Linked DNA regions of Mus musculus: region 2 is linked to region 1. The links are chromatin loops, found by intact Hi-C in ENCODE. Cell type or tissue: left cerebral cortex. All regions are shown on one strand. Each heading gives the region's core, and the rest is flanking DNA. Links, peaks and the distances in the headings are about the cores only.

What was found. Hi-C counts contacts between places; a loop is a spot of excess contacts. Peaks named below come from ENCODE experiments on the same cell type or tissue, not always from the same donor. Only the 100,000 strongest peaks of a DNase experiment are listed, where the experiment ranks them.
Region 2: a loop joins it to region 1, with 2.5 times the contacts of the local background. A loop is called at or near these places in 12 of 42 quality-filtered maps.

Annotation. Positions count from the first base shown.
Region 1 is chr9:101,308,796-101,317,522 of GRCm38, forward strand. No RefSeq gene overlaps it. Among named protein-coding and RNA genes, the nearest start is that of Gm28979, 29 kb to the right of the region's middle. In left cerebral cortex, for the core only: a CTCF peak has its summit at 5,405 (motif pointing right); a DNase peak (open chromatin) is centred at 5,428.
Region 2 is chr9:101,986,654-101,994,653 of GRCm38, forward strand. All of the region lies in intron 9 of Ephb1 (Eph receptor B1), which reads right to left. Gm31326 (a long non-coding RNA gene) reads left to right here. Exons shown (of 2, transcript XR_003948211.1): 1 at 1-3,016; 2 at 3,926-8,000. Among named protein-coding and RNA genes, the nearest start is that of Gm31326, 6.3 kb to the left of the region's middle. In left cerebral cortex, for the core only: no CTCF peak of the experiment used is centred there; a DNase peak (open chromatin) is centred at 4,390.

The DNA of each region.
Region 1 (8,727 bases), core at 451-8,450:
GCGGTTAGCTGGGGCTGAAGAATCAGCTGGGATTAAGAAAAGACCAGCATCACTGAGGTGAAATCTTCAGGGAATCGCTTCCAAAGAGTCATCATATAGACGCTGTGTTTGGAGGTGGCCAAGGTTGTACCTCATGTTGGCAGCCAGTCTTGGTCGTGTGTAAGAGTCACGGTTTTCTGGGTTTGAAGGCATGAATGGGTCATGGAGAGCAGCCGAGGTTGGCACCGTGAGAGGGGCAGGAGGGGCTAAAGTGCAGCCAGAGTAGCGGTGGAAGCTCCAGGATTGAAAGGGTCATGGAGAAAAGTTGAGGTTTTGTACCATAAAGAGAGCCCAGAGAGACTAACGTGTAAAGTGCGGCCCAGTTAGAGTAGAAGACCTCAGTAGTTTGGAGATGCCAGCACCACAGGACGACCACCAAGAACTGCAGCAGGTGTGGACTGGAGCTGGCCTGAGCTTAGAAGACAAGCCGTGTGTGTGCTACAGAGGGCGGAGCTGGAGAAATGACCCAAGCGCCTTGGAGGAGCCCAGAAGATGGTGAGTGAATCCCAGATATTGAAAATCGAATTATCGTTCTGAGTGTGGTTTTGCTTTGTTCAAATTGTGACTGTGTCCCGGGTCTTCCTTCTTGAAGTAAGAAAGTATTTAGCTTATTTTAAACTTTACTATGTGTCCACAGTTGAGTTTTTTGTTTTTGTTTTTTTTGAGGCAGGGTTTCTCTGTTTAGCCCTGGCTGCCGTGGAACTCTGTAGACCGGGCTGACCTCGAGCTCAGAGATCTGCCTGCCTCTGCCTCCCAAGTGCTGGGATTAAAAGTGCGTGCCACCACTGCCTGGTGTTCACAGTTCAATTGGTAAAGACCGAGGGAATTTTAAGTTGGTAATATGTTTATATTTGTGATATTTTTTAGTCTGAGATCTTGGGAATGAACAACAACAAGAGAGATAAACTTATGACTTAAAGTCTTGTGTGTCAAGTTACAATGGGTCAATCATGCTTGCTAATTTTGTGTCAACGTGACACCAGCTAGAGTCCTTTGAGAGGAAGGATCCTGTCTTAGTCAGGGTTTCTATTCCTGCACAAACATCATGACCAAGAAGCAAGTTGGGGAGGAAAGGGTTTATTCGGCTTACATTTCCATACTGCTGTTGGTCACCAAAGGATGCAGGACTGGAACTCAAGCAGGTCAGAAAGCAGGAGCTGATGCAGAGGCCATGGAGGGATGTTCTTTACTGGCTTGCCTCATCTGGCTTGCTCGGCTTGCTCTCTTATAGAACCCAAGACCACTAGCCCAGAGATGGTCCCACCCACAAGGGGCCTTTCCCCTTTGGTCACTAATTGAGAAAATGCCTTACAGTTGGATCTCATGGAGGCATTTCCTCAACTGAAGCTCCTTTCTCTGTGGTAACCCCAGCTGTGTCAAGTTGACACAAAACTAGCCAGTACAATTGACCCCTTGTCAACTTGACACACAAACACATCACTAGTAAGCCTCAACCCTTAAAATCTTATTCATCCCCAATATCTAAATAACTTTAAAAGTCCCACAGTCTTTACATATTCTTAAAATTTCAAACTCTTTAAAATGTCCATCTCTTTTAAAATCCAAAGTCTTTTTACAATTAAAAGTCTCTTAACTGTGGGCTCCACTAAAACAGTTTCTTCCTTCAAGAGGGAAAATATCAGGGCACAGTCACAATCAAAAGCAAAAGTCAATCTCTAACCGTCCAATGTCTGGGATCCAACTCACGATCTTCTGGGCTCCTCCAAGGGCTTGGGTCACTTCTCCAGCCAGGCCCTTTGTAGCACAGACGTCATCCTCTAGGCTCCAGATGCCTGTACTCCACTGCTGCTGCTGCTCTTGGTGGTCATCTCATGGTACTGGCATCTCCAAAACACTGCATGACCCCTTCAGTCCTGGGCCTTCAATTTCAACTGAGGCTGCACCTTCACCAATGGCCTTCCATAGCCTCTCACAGTGCCAAGCCTCAGCTGCTTTGTGTGACCCCTTCATGCCTTCAAAACCAGTACCACCTGGGTGACCCTTACATATTACCAAGTCCTGCTGCAGCAAGAGTACAACCTTGGCCATCTCTGGAACACAGCCTCTTTGTGCTTTCAGAAAACACTTCCCAGAAGATGTCACCTCAATGATGCTGGTCTCTTCTTAATCACCGCTAATTTCTTAGCTCCAGCTAACCAGCATTAGTAGTCCCAGTAATGCAAAGTTTTTGCTTTGGTAGTTCTGGTATCTTGTTAATCACAGCTGATTCTTCAGCCCCAGCTAACCAGAACTACAGAATCTTCACAATCAAAACAGCAATGGCCCTGAAAAGAGTCTTTAATTTTCCCTCTGAAATTTCACAAACCAGAGCTCCATCTTCTGCAGTGTTCTCAACATTATCTTCCAAGCTCCTACACGACATCCGACAGAGCTCTTAACAACGGATGGATCTTCAAGCCCAAAGTTCCAAAGTCCTTCCACAGTCCTCCCCAAAACATGGTCAAATTGTCACAGGAATACCCCACTCTGCTGGTACCAGTTTGTCTTAGTCAGGGTTTCTATTCCTGCACAAACATCATGACCAAGAAGCAAGTTGGGGAGGAAAGGGTTTATTCGGCTTACATTTCCATACTGCTGTTGGTCACCAAAGGATGCAGGACTGGAACTCAAGCAGGTCAGAAAGCAGGAGCTGATGCAGAGGCCATGGAGGGATGTTCTTTACTGGCTTGCCTCATCTGGCTTGCTCGGCTTGCTCTCTTATAGAACCCAAGACCACTAGCCCAGAGATGGTCCCACCCACAAGGGGCCTTTCCCCTTTGGTCACTAATTGAGAAAATGCCTTACAGTTGGATCTCATGGAGGCATTTCCTCAACTGAAGCTCCTTTCTCTGTGGTAACCCCAGCTGTGTCAAGTTGACACAAAACTAGCCAGTACAGATCCCCAACTGAGAAAATGCCTCTGCAAGACTGTGTAGTAGGCAAGCCTGCAGAACATTTTCTTAATTAGAAATCAATAGAGGAGAGTCCAGTCTATTGTGGGATGTGTTATTGCTGGGCTGGTGGCTCTGGGTTCAAAAAGAAAGCAGTCTGAGCAAGCGATGAGGAGCAAGCCAGGAAGCAGCACCCCTCCATGGCCTCTGCATCAGCTCCTGCCTCTAGGTTCTTGCCCTGCTTGAGTTCCTGTCCTGATTTCCTTCAGTGATGACCATGGATGTGGAAATAATGTAAGCCAAATAAACGCTTTCCCTCCCAATTTTCTTTTTGTCATAGTGTTTCATCACAGCAATGGGAATCAAGACCGAGACACCAGCACTGCTGAGTGATGACTGTGTGTTATAATGTGGACACAGAAGACTTCATCTTTATGAAAAATTTTCTTGGACAGTGCTACTGTATTCTGTTCACTCCCCCCCCCCCCGTTTGGGTTTTTGAGGGTCTCTCTGTGTATCTCAGGCTAGCCTTGAACTCATGATCCTCTTACTTCCACCTCCCAAATGTTGTCATTAATCCCCCTTAAAGTTACTTATTGAAGAAATATTAGTGACATTCAATTAAGTACAATTTTATTGATCAGTTTGCTTTGATTTCTGGGCTAGCACTGAACTGATGTTTTTAGCTTATGAAATGACACATGGTGGTGCTCATTCCTGATGCTGTTTTTTATCGGTTATGCTTGGCTGAAGTGAGCCTTGCTTTCTCCTTCCATGGAGTCTCTTCATTTCATATCTTTCTGACATATTTTTGGTCCATCATCTTCCTCGTGTGCTCCAGGTCAAGACTAACCCAAAGCAGCCATCCTTATTAACGAAGCCTGCTTTGGAGGAAAGAGCAGGGAACACTGTCACTCAGAGGTCACCTGTTCTAGACAGACTTCCTTGCTCACAACGGGCAAAAGACACAGACACAAGGACACCCAAGACAATGAGCGGTTATGGTAGTCTGTCTGTCTTTCTCTCTCTCTCTCTCTCTCTCTCTCTCTCTCTCTCTCTCTCCCTCTCTCTCTCCCTCCCTCCCTCCCTCTCTCTCTCTCTTTCTTTCCTTCTTTCCTTCCTTCTTTCTTTCTTTTTTCTTTCTCTCTCTCTCTTTGTCTCTCTTTCTTTCTCTCTCTTTCTTTTTTGAATTGAATATTTTATTTATTTATATTTCAAATGTTACCCCCTTTCCTGATTTTCCCCCAGAAGCCCCCCTATCCCATCCCCTCTCTTGCTTCTATGAGGGAGTTCCTCCACCCCTCCACCCACTCCCACCTCCCTGCCTTTGCATTCCCCTACACTGGGGCATCGAGCCTTCACGGGACTAAGGGTCTCTTCTCCCACTGATGCCCGACAAGGCCATCCTCTACTGTATATGCAGCTGGAGCCATGGTTCCCTCCATGTGTACTCCTTGGTTGGTGGTTTAGTCCCTGGGAGCTCTGGTTGGTTGATATTGTTGTTCTTCCTATGGGGTTGCAAACCCCTTCAGCTTCTTGGGTCCTTTCTCTAGTTCCTTCATTGGGGACCCCATGATCAGTTCAATGGATGGCTGTGAGCATCCGCCTCTGTATTTGTCAGGCTCTGGCAGAGCCTCTCAGGAGACAGCCATATCAAGGCTCCTGTCAACAAGCACTTGTTGGCATCCACAATAGTGTCTGGGTTTGATGACTGAATATGGGATGGATCCCCAAGTAGCACAGTCCCTGGATGGCCTTTCCTTCAGTATCTGCTCCACACTTTGTCTCCATATTTGCTCCCGTGAGTATTTTGTTCCCCCTTCTAAGAAGGACCGAAGTACCCACACTTTGAACTTCCTTCTTGCGCTTCATGTGGTCTGTGAATTGTATCTTGGGTATTCCAAGCTTTTGGGCTAATAACCACTTATCAGTGAGTGCATACCATGTGTGTTCTTTTGCAATTGGGTTACCTACTCAGGATACTTTCTAGCTCCATCCATTTGTCTAAGAATTTCATGAATTCATTGTTTTTAATAGCTGAGTAGTACTTTATTGTGTAAATGTACCACATTTTCTGTATCCATTCCTTTGTTGAGTATTCCTCTGATATCTGGGTTGTTTCCAGCTTCTGGCTATTACAAATAAGGCTTCTATGAACATAGTGGAGCATGTGTCATAGCATTGTTACATGTTGGAACATCTTTTGGGTATATGCCCAGGAGTGGTATAGCTGGGTCCTCAGGTAATACTATGTCCAATTTTCTGAGGAAACCACCAAGCTAAGATAAAAAACTCAGGTGACAGCAGATGCTGGTGAGAATATGGAGAAAGAGGAACACTCCTCCATTGTTGGTGGGATTGTTAAGCTGGTACAACCACTGTGGTAGCCTTTCTCTTGCAAAAAGTGAAAGCCTCCTGGGAAGAAAAAAAAAAAAAAAAACCACAAAGCCAGAATGACCACAAGAGGGCGCCAGTGTACCTTAAACAGCCTTTCTGACCAAAAACCTCTGGCAGGTTTGCCTTGCAGTGCCAGGGAAAGACAGAATGAATACACATGGGAAAGGAGTAGGGAGGGGAAAAATCGTATTGTTACATGTAACTAGAAAGCTTACCATATTTATGCATCCAGGGCCTCTTAAATACAGAAATCACAAGCACATTAGACGATAATAGGCAGGTAAGGGATTAGATTGAAAATACCTCAAATACGGATGTGAATAGGTCAGTAGACTTTAAAACAGAATAAACCTCACTTCGAAGCAAGGTAGCTATGGAAACATTACCAAAATTATTCTGTTACTCCATGGCTGCTGTGGGTTCTGCAGCCTGGAAATGCTGTCAAGGGAGGGCAGAATATTATTTTCTTATAAATAATACAACACAGGATCCTATATGGAAAGTTGGGAGAAATTAGATTTCAGAGGTGGAGATGTTTCAACAAAAATACCCAACAGCTTTAATTTGCTTTCTGATAACTTAGCTCTGGGTTTTCAGTTGTTAGGTTTTCTTCTACGTCTGCTCTTTGCTGCAGGAAGGGAGCCAGAGAGATGTTTATCGTCAGGTCTCTGGATATGTTCTACACACTCACATGCCTGCACATTTAACATGGCTTGCAGAACTCACCCATTTTCCTAGGTATGACTCATACGAGTGAACGGTCATAGCATTTACATGTCTCATTTGCCTGTGCAAGAGTAGGGCTGGGCTGTTTATATGAGGCCGTTGGTTTCTACCACTGATTCTCAGAGACCCTGCGTTGACTACCTGGGCTCTTGAATCTCTCAGCAAATTCCGACGAGCATATAGTGACCGTGAGCTTAGCTGTTCTATGGGAACATTGAGAGCACAGGTGCAGGTGAGGGCTAATGAAATAGGTTCACCTGGGATGGATAACCCTGGAGATGTGATAAGTCCCACGATGGTAGGAGCTAGGAATTGGAGATACACATCGATGCCATTACCAAGTTATGCTCCTATTCTGGACTGACATGTGTCCCTTTTCTCCAGAGGTTAGAGGAACCTCTGTGCCCCAAAGACACAGCAATCTGGAGTCAAATACATGCTCCAGAGGTCCAGATGTTCATATGTTCAAGGTCCCAAGGTTAAGAAGTAAGGTCTACCAGCACTCCTATCCACACCCAGATATTGGGGTATCTGCAGTAACACACTGGCCACAAAAAGGAGGAAAACCATGACGGTAAGAGGGAATGGTCACACACAGAGCAGGCCATGGCTTAACTTTGTAGAGAAAGACTGAAAAGAACCAATGAGTTCAAAGCAAAGCCCAGGGCCCACTAAATATCCAGACGATGGAGCTAGTAGGGATTTGTAGAGTCAAACTTGCCCTAGGGAGGTAGAGCTTCTATTTCTCCTTCTCCAGAGAAGCAGACCACGAATCTAACTCCTCAGTGGGCATCCTGATTCGCTGAACATCTTGTTGAGATACTTGTTAATTGGATTCCAGCCCAAAGTTTAGGATTCACTAGGAGGGCCAGGAAATTTGTTAAGGAGCCCCCAAGGTCCCTTCACTCAGGCTCCATGCTTGGAGAACCACAGTTGTAGATTACTGTGAACAGTGAGCGTCAGGTATCCATACTGCAGGCAAGAGAGGGACTTAAAGTTTGTCTACAGAAGAACCATGTAAGGGGTCATTACCTTGTCTTAAAAGATTGAGATACAATTCAGGTACCATCTATATAACTTAAAAAAAATTTATGCTGGCTTGGTGTGGTGCATGCTTTTAATCCTCGTACGTGGAAGCCAGAGGTAAGTAGGTCTCTGAGCTCAAAGCCACCTTGATCTATATATTGAATTTCAGGCTAGCTAGGGCTACATAGCAAGATTCTGGCCCTCTCAAAGAAAAGATCTAACCAATACAGTGAATGGATTTGATTTGAACTTGAGTTCAGGAATACTCCACTGTGTCTGGCTTTTTACCTGGGTTCTGGGATCAAACTCAGGACATTTGCTTAGGTGGCAATGTCCTTTACTCACTGGGCCATCTCACTGGTCTTGAGCTTCCCACTGCAGAGCTGTAAGAGTTCTTAGTGTATTGTAGAGACAAGCTCCTTATTAGGACTATTACTTGCATATATTATTGTCTCCTTATCATTTCCTTCTTTAAATTTTTGGTTAGGCTTTTTTTTTTTTTTTTTTTTTTGACAGGGTTTCTCTGTGTAGTCCTGGCTGTCTTGGAACTCACTTTGCAGACCAGGCTGGCCTCGAACTCAGAAATCCACCTGCCTCTGCCTCCTGAGTGCTGGTATTAAAGGCGTGCGCCACCACTGCCTGGCTGGTTAGGTTTTTAAAATGGGTTTTACTACTGAGACATGGCTTAGAACTTCCCGTGTTTACCAGGTGTATTGGCTAGTTTTTTGTCAACTTGACACAGCTGGAGTTATCACAGAGAAAGGAGCTTCAGTTGAGGAAATGCCTCCATGAGACCAACTGTAAGGCATTTTCTCAATTAGTGATCAAGTTGTAAAGGCCCCTTGTGGGTGGGACCATCTCTGGGCTGGTTGTCTTGGGTTCTATAAGAGAGCAGGCTGAGCAAGCCAGGTGAGGCAAGCCAGTAAAGAACATCCCTCCGTGGCCTCTGCATCAGCTCCTGCTTCCTGACCTGCTTGAATTCCAGTCCTGACTTCCTTTGGTGATGAACAGCAGCATGGAAGTATAAGCCGAATAAACCCTTTCCTCCCCAACTTGCTTCTTGGTCATGATGTTTGTGCAGGAATAGAAACCCTGACTAAGACACCAGGCTAGGCTTAAACTGTGGGGAAACTCCTGCCTCTGCTTTTCAAGTGCTGAGATTACAGTTATACCCCATCAAGTCAAACAACTATCACCATCATCATCTTCTTCTTCTTCTTCTTCCTCCTCCTCCTCCTCCTCCTCCTCTTCTTCTTCTTCTTCTTCTTCCTCCTCCTCCTCCTTCCTCCTCCTCCCTCCTCCTCCTCCTCCTCCTCTTCCTCCTCCTTCTTCTTTTTCGTGTCTCGTGAAGAACAGTTTTGATTTTGTTTTTTAAATTGGAGGTCAGAGCCATTGAAGTAGCTCAGAGGGTGCTTAATGCTAGAACGGGTGACCTGAGTTTGGTCCCTGCAACTCATGTGGTGGAAGAAGAAGAGAACCCACTTCTGAAAGGTCTTTTTTGACATACATACATGACATGGCATACCTGGTCTCTCTCTCTCTCTCTCTCTCTCTCTCGCACGCGCTCCCTCTCTCTAACCCCCCCACAAACACACATATTAACTAACTAACTAACTAACTAACTAAATGTGTTCTAAAAATTGGAGGC
Region 2 (8,000 bases), core at 1-8,000, 680 kb after region 1:
CCATGAGCCACTGACTATTGTGGGTTATTACCACTGGCTTCATCTTTACTCTGTGAGCTCTGCTGGGTAACCACAGTTTCAGAATGGGCCCTCCTTAGGAAAGAGAGCTGAGGTGTTTCCATAGTGATTGGCATAGTCAAAATGCCAGTAACATAGGTAAGAGGGAGGCTCTAGGGCCAGAGAAAGCAGTCAGGCAAAGCAACACAGATGCTGATGATGGCGGTCAGACATAACCCATGGGAGGATGAAGGAGACAGATAAAGCAAAATAAAAACACTCAAGGTGGAAAAAAAGAGGGTAAAAGGGACACCAGGATAGTGTCAATGAGCTGTGACCTTCCCTCCTAATTCTGTATATCCCCTGGTGCTGATATCTGTAGATGACATTAGAACCCCAAAATACTTTATTAATCCTGCATGATACAGCAAGTTCAGACTTATCTCTTATAACAGCTTCTCCACCAACAGGGGAAATGTGACTTTCCTTTCAGCTTGCCTGTGAGAATAAAGACCCTATGACAAGTGGCAGGCCCAGTGCAGTGCCCCATGTACTGTGAAGACTCCCCGACTAATAGACTCATTACTGTTATCAATTTTTTTTTCTTGGATGTGTCCAGGGAGGTAAAAAAGGGAGTGAGGCCCGGTGGGCAGTGGGGGAAATATAAGCCATTTAGGGTTATATTAGTTATTTTCAAAATAACTACCTTGTTATTTTAGATCAAGGGCTTTTAAAGATGTATGCTAAGCTGTCCTGAAGGAGTTCTTCCATGGAAACTAATTAAACAATCTAGAATGGGCTGTAATGAATGGCTTGCAAGTAAAGACATATATGAGGATGAATGGGGAAGGATTCTGAGCTAATGAGCTTTACAGATATTGGTCCCAGCCAGTTTGGGGAAGAAGCTATTCCCAGAAGGGAAAAGACTCATCTCTTGACAGAGCCTCCATTCTTTAGGCCAGTAATGTGTCACAAAGTGCACTCAGATGGGAAAAGTGTCTGCCCTGTGATGACACATGCTCTTAACTTCCCAAGAGACGTCTGAGGAATTGAGAAGTGTGGATTCATGTGTGCCTGCATTTGCACACACGTGAACATACGTGGAACACCACAGCTGCTGTGCTGTGTCTGTGAGCTTTGGCTGTCACTGGGACATTTCCCAGGAGCCAAGAAAGCTGCTAAAGCCCAAGACTCTGATCTGTTGAACTCTCTAACCAAAATGAATGTCCTAAACCCTGCATCTACTGCGTCCATCGGAATTACTCCTCATTTTGCTTGACATTGGGTAAAAGAATTTATGGAGAAAGGAAACTGGGAAAACTCAGTCAAAGTCTAAGAAATGGCTCAAACTCAGCCTTTCCTCTAGCCACAGCCTCTTAAGCGTCCAGTAAGGCAGGAGGAAAAGATGTCCCTCACCCAGGTCCTCCAACTGCAGGCAGGGGTCTATGTGTTCTAAATTAACAGAGTGATTTGGCTAAGCACATGAATACAATGGATCCCCTTGCAAACACCTCCTCATATGATGACAGATCTCCTCAGACCATGCTCCCAAGCTCTAGCCAGCGTCTCTCAAATCCCAGAAGACGAGGAAGGGAAAAAATTGCCTTTCGCTAGGCGGAACAGGTCATTTGTCTTTCGGCTCATTTTGTGTTTCTGCATAAATCCCGCATCAGCCTGTTCCTGCTCCCACTTGCCAGTGAGCAGTTTTTAATTATCAGGAAAATGGTATTTAGTACAATGAATCACCAGACAGTGAACAGGGATTCAAGTCAGCAGCAGAGGCAGGCACAGCCAACCCCTGGGAGACAGGTTTCAGAAGATGTTCTCTGGTTGTGAATGTTGGGAAATATTTTTAGAGGTGATGATGGCAATATTAGATTAATAGATCCCCATAATATGTGGCATTTTATAGTGACGGTGTGGCCTTCACACAATTGTTATTAATAGGAATACTTTAGAAGTGTTAGCTATGTTTGTGTTTCCGTTTTTCATAGGTTCCATATCTTTGGCATAAAAGGGGTAAATGTGGACTTAAATGTCTGATTGTTAGTGCTTTATTAATAAGCATACCCCCAGATTTCTCATCCCCTAGTTCACAGATCTCCAATAAAAATCTAACTTGTAAACACGTTCATGAAGAGCATGGCTTCACTGCTGTCTGGTGCCTTCTCGTGTGACACCAAATATTTCTGGAAGCAGAAGACATACTTTCCTACTGTCAGAGGCTCTGTACCAGAAGATCAACCAGAAGTGGCTGAAGTGAGCTCTGGGGGATACTAGAAGTCTTATGTGGGGGTATTTGAAAGGTTATGGAGACATTTACAAGCACTAGGAGTTCAGGGCAAAACAGAAAGCTCACAGTTGTAAATTGCAGGTGACATGTGGAGACTAAGAACTGGGGGAGACACCCACTGCCCTTGTCTAGGCACAGTGCGCATTCTGAGTTTAGAACTAATAGCAGTAGCAAGCACATTTGCAGTCCACTTGTGACAACTGATTCTAGAACTTGAGAAGTTCCAGCAAAAACCAGCTGGCCTCTAGCTGGGAGAGGACTGCTAGAATCCCACAGGGTAGTGTCAGAGAATGAGGGGACTCGGTTGTTTTCAATCATTAATATACCTGTGTCCCAGCAGGCTTTGATGGTGTCTTAAGGAGATGGGGAAGTTGGCCTGTTTGTACCTCATTCTGGATCCAAGAGACTCACCCAACTTCACCCAGGCGTTTGAGCATGAAATCAGAGCTACTTAGAAACATGTGCAGCCCTTAAGGGACCATCTCTGTTACTGTGCCTTAGAACTCTGAGCATCCTTCCTTCTGCTTCAACACTGCTAGACATCCAACCGGCACTGGGATCTATGGAAAAGCCATGCTCTCGGGGCTCTTCACGTGATTGAGAAGTGGAAGAGGACATGGAGAAGAACAAAGCTGGGCAGTGAGGAAGCAGTTCACACTCGGGGAGTGGACTGTAAACACTACAGAGATTGGAGGAGGCAGAAGGTCAGGGATGCCACTCTTCAAGGTCAGACTCCTAGATGCTGCAGAACTGGACTAAATGGAAGGGCAACAGGACCAGGACGTTACTACAAAGGAGAAGTTTGGAATGCTTAGAGGGAGGCGTGGCACTGGGTGTGGAGGAAGTGGGGAGGCCACCTTGAAACAGAGGCAGCTATTTTGACAGACAAACCCTGGGGCCCCCGTGAGAACATTCTGTGAGAAGAAATGCCATAGGTACAGAGAGCTGGCCACTGTGGAGAGGGACACTGCGGGCAGGGCATTGGGAAGCTCATTTTGCCAAGGGAGGGACTGTAGGCTGGAAAAATGATGTGAAGTGGTCTCTTACTTAAGGTGGAAGATGACAGTGTTTGTGCAACCAATGTGCTGCACAGTGAACAACAGAAGGGGTGATAGCAAAGACTCCTGGGAAACTGCCTAATACCTCCATGCCTTGTGGGTACCAATGACTAGGACAGAGCTCTCTCGGGCAAGGATGGCTGGTGCTGGACTACAGAAGTCCTACTGGGAACCCAAGGGCAATAGCTAATGATCTTGGAACTGCTGCCGTTAACAGTTGCGGAGACTCTGGCTAGGAGCCAACGGCATACACATGGGTGACTCTAGATTGTTCGATTTATTTGGCATTTAATAAACGCTGACTGTAAACTCAGCCTCCTTTTGTACCAAGGAGCCTCTCCTTGTCTGCCTGCAGGCCTTCTCTTATCTATGAGCCACACTTAATACCCTAGTAATTCTCTCTTCCAGGGTCCTTCCTGCCCTGAATACTGGGTCTCAGATGATCCTTGGTGGAATGGGTGGGTGGTATCTTTGACATTCTGAATCATCCACCCTGAGTGCAGCAAATTAGACATACTTCTGGGTGGAACTTCATTCCATCTCTTTCCTGGAGCCAAACTCTTATTTTCTTTTCTAGCATCCATTGCTACAAGTTCTCAAGCCTTCACCTCATGATAGAGGAACCTCTTGATGAACAGCTTCTGTGGACCAGGCAACATACTATCACTGAGACGCTGGCCACACCCAACCCGGCAGGCTGCTCTCTCCTCTGCACAGGTGCTTTGTGGAATGCGTCCTTGAAACCAGGTCTCTAGGACAGTCCATGACTCCGCGTAGGTTCTTACCAGCACAGAGAGCAGAGTCGATGTAAACGTTTAAGACAGCCAAGTGTTTAAAATGTGTGTTATTAGTATTCTTCATCAGTAGTGCACTGGGAGTAAGCATGTGATCAGCTCGTGTTTTTTTTTTTTTTCCACACAAATAAATAGTAAGCGGCATGTCTCCCTATTTGTACTGCTTCCGTTTTGTTTCAACCTAAACACTCGGTTCCAGATTTAGCCCGCTAACATTTTGTCTTGCAGATTTCAAATTAGCATTCAAAGCTGTTGGGTAGCTCTGAATTTTGATTCTGTCTTTTATGGCGTTACTTCTGCTTCCCAACTGTTACCTACAAACTCGATCAGCAACCCCACGTTGGTGTCTGACTCGTGAAGTTTAAAAAAGCAGTCAAACAGTCGAGGACTGAATAGGACAAGCGCTGGAATAACGTCAGGGACCTCTCTCCTAAGGGAATGACAGTCACTAACTCACTTTCTCTCCATATGAAGACAGTCTGTTTCTAGTTAACAATGCCTTCCATTAGGAGACCATGAGATATTTTTGCCAAAAAACAAACATTCACCACCCATAATTCTTGAATTTACTAAATATATGGTCTAATTAAAAGAGACAAGGTCCCATAATTATTTTCTTAATTACTTCTTTTCTCTTCCTAATGATGACAGAATTCAAATTCCTATTCCCAGACCCATGTGAGTCACAGTGCCTCTGGGCATCTCTCAGGGCCTGAACTCTGCCCTCTCACTGCCCCTTTGCTTGGTCAGAAGATTAGAGTGGTTTCCACTCACAAGTGTTATAGTTAGTTTTAATGTCTACTTGCCACATATCAGAATCACCTGACTAAGGAGCCTCCCTTGGAAAGCATCCTGGTTTCTTTGATTGATGTGCGGATGGGTGTTACCTTCTGGTATTGGTGCAGATTAAAAAAGGGTGTGGCAGAGAAAATTTATTTCACCTACCTTTTGCTTGCCTGGCTTCCCTCTTGCCATTGAGTTAATCTGTCCCATTGCTGCTGCTGATTCCTATGCTAATGTTAGGACCAATGTGCCCAGGTTTTCTTTGGGACTAGGGACCAGCACTTCTCCAGGAACCTTCAGAGCTTCTAGTGCCAGACTGAGACTAAGTGCTGAGTGTTCCAGCCTCAAGGACAGAGTACTTACCAGGTTCTCAGCTTCCAGGTATGATTCTCTTGTTGTCTGTCTGTCTGTCTGTGTGATAGTGAATGTGTGTCTCTCTGTGTATGTCTGTGTGTATCTCTGTATGTGTGTGTGCATGTTTGTGAGAGTGTGTGTGTGTGTCTGCCTGTGTGTGATTATTCATCCCATTGGTTCTGTTACTCTGACAGACAAATACTCTGAACCCTGACAAATACAGGTCCATACCTCATTTATGCTTTTTCAAAACATGAAAGTAGAGACTCTAATTTATATCTTCTACTTGAGGTAGTTTTCTTAGGACTGTTTTCCTAAAGCCCTTAATCCATTCACAAGCCCCAATCTCCCTTTATCTCCATCCTCTTGGCTCTCACGCAGTTTGGAAATTAGGAATGACCTAAGTTCCCTGGACACCTGTTTGTATTTCCTAAAATGCCAACTATTCTCCTCCGTGCATAACTATTCTTTTTTAGTCTACCTCCTGACACCTACGTCCCGATGTTGGATTCCTAAGCCTCCCTGCTTCACCTAGATCAAACTGCCCATCATCTGTAATCATCCAATAGTTTATGAGAATTGGACCGAGAACCATGACGACACTGTCTACACATTCCTGAGTGTGAGAAGCTTATGCCCCTTTCTATCTGCCCTTGACCATGAACCCCAGCTCACTAATTCTTCATCAGACTCACTGACAACACATACAGCACATCGTCTTGCCAGATTCTCCTCCAGCAAGTGTCTTTCCACCAATCCAAATTCCCCTTTACATCTCTGTTCACTAACTTCTGGGGCAGCGGTTCTCAACCTGTGGGTTACAGTCCCTTTTGGGGAGGGGAGTCCCATACCATTTATCTTGCATCTCAGATGTTTACATTACAGTTCATAACCGTAGCAAATTTACAGCTATGAAGTAGCAACAAAAATAATTTTACAGTTGGGAGGTCATTACAACATGAGGCACTGTATGAAAGGGTCGCAGCATCCAGAAGGTTGAGAACCGCTGATCGAGGGTCAGAGATGAAATAGGAGCCGGTGACTGAATGTAACCGGAAGTTTTGTTTTCAATAACTAAATCTGCCATGCTTTGACTCGTTAGGGAAGATGAGACTGCTGCACATGTTTTTTTTTCTGCCTCTTTTTGCCTCTACATCACATTAAAAAGGAGGGTCTGGAAGACAAGAGCCACCTACTCCTTTGTAGTATGTCCTGGAGAAACCAAGGAAGGTGGTGTCTCCAGGCACTGGAGAACAGAGCCGGATACCTGCTGCAGATATTCTGTCAGTTCCCGTCCAGGAGGCCCTCGGAGTTCCGAAGCAGTCTAGACTCTATGGAGGGTTATGTGCCTGCATTCACAGCTGAGCACATTTGAGCCTCCTGACTCTTAGAATGGGACTAGAGGTGGGAACTCATAAACCACCAATCTGGAATTGTGGAAGAATTGCATCTGGGATTAGACATAGATCTGCACCCAAGACCAGGCACACTGAGCCTCTAAGCCTCTGCAACATGCAAAGAGAATGGGGTCTACAGACAGACTCAGAGGGAGAACAAGCCACATCTTCAATCTTCAAGCTTTATTACTGAAGAAAGACACTTGTCCTTCCTTCCTGGACTAGCAGCTGTCTCCTTGAGTCAAGGCGAGCTACCAGATTAAGCTTTCCAGTATAGACACAGAGGAAACCTTCCATAGCCATTCCTCCCGTCTCCACCTGTCTGCCCCTCCCTGCCAGCCAGACTCTTCCTTCACCAGAGCTTTACTGCCCTTGGTGTTCTGGGCTTTCCTCTAGCTGCATGACCCTTTAATCATGATCTTCCAGTAGCAATGGCTTCATAAATGCACAGATGAAACTCAGTGCATGAGAGTGTGGGCTTAGAGAACCCAGGTGTGAGTGTGTGTGTGTGTGTGTGTATTGGGGTTAGGGTTGGGGTTGCGGGTGCAGGGGTAAATGTCAGGGGTTGGATTAAAAGAGAATAGCTAGGCACAGGGGAGAAGGGCATTTAGAAATGGCTCTTACACATAAAACAGCCTAAGAAATAACCAGAGCCTACTCTAAGAGATCTACATCCACCTAGCCATAATAAATGAAGCTGGAGAACAATAACTTCAGCCATGCTCACTAGTAGTAGCAATGACTCCATGGCTGAAGACTTGGTGTACTTTTTTTTATTTTATTTTACAGAGCCTAGGAAGCAGAGACGCCTTCCCCTGTGGCTATATAAATGATGGAGTCCCCCCTCCCTGACTCCCACATGGGGAGTCATGAACATTTTAGAAACACAACTTTGTAGATCAAGTTGCCTGGCAGAGCCACCCTTCCAAAGAAGGACAGCCAAGTGTCAGTCTGAAGTTAGCCAAAAGAACATTGGCAGCCTACCTACCCAGGATGCCTGGGGATCCTCTGTGTCCCACCTGAGGGTTGGCACACCTTGAGAAAGAGAATTCTTGGCTGAGTCGTGTTGGGGCACTCTTAGAAATCTCTAGGCTTCAAACCAAGATTGCATGTTTTGAACTTGATCATATGTTCCTGTGTGGTCCCAAGTCTTCTGTTGGTCTAATGTGACCATCTATACATGTTTTATCCAAAAGGTTCAAGAACCAGATCTGAAATGGACACCTAGTAGCTTATCACAGCAAGGAGCTACCTGGAGCAGGTGAGGCAGCAATGCCAGAAGCCCAAGATAGACGGGGGAAGCCGAGCATGGGATTTGAGGCAA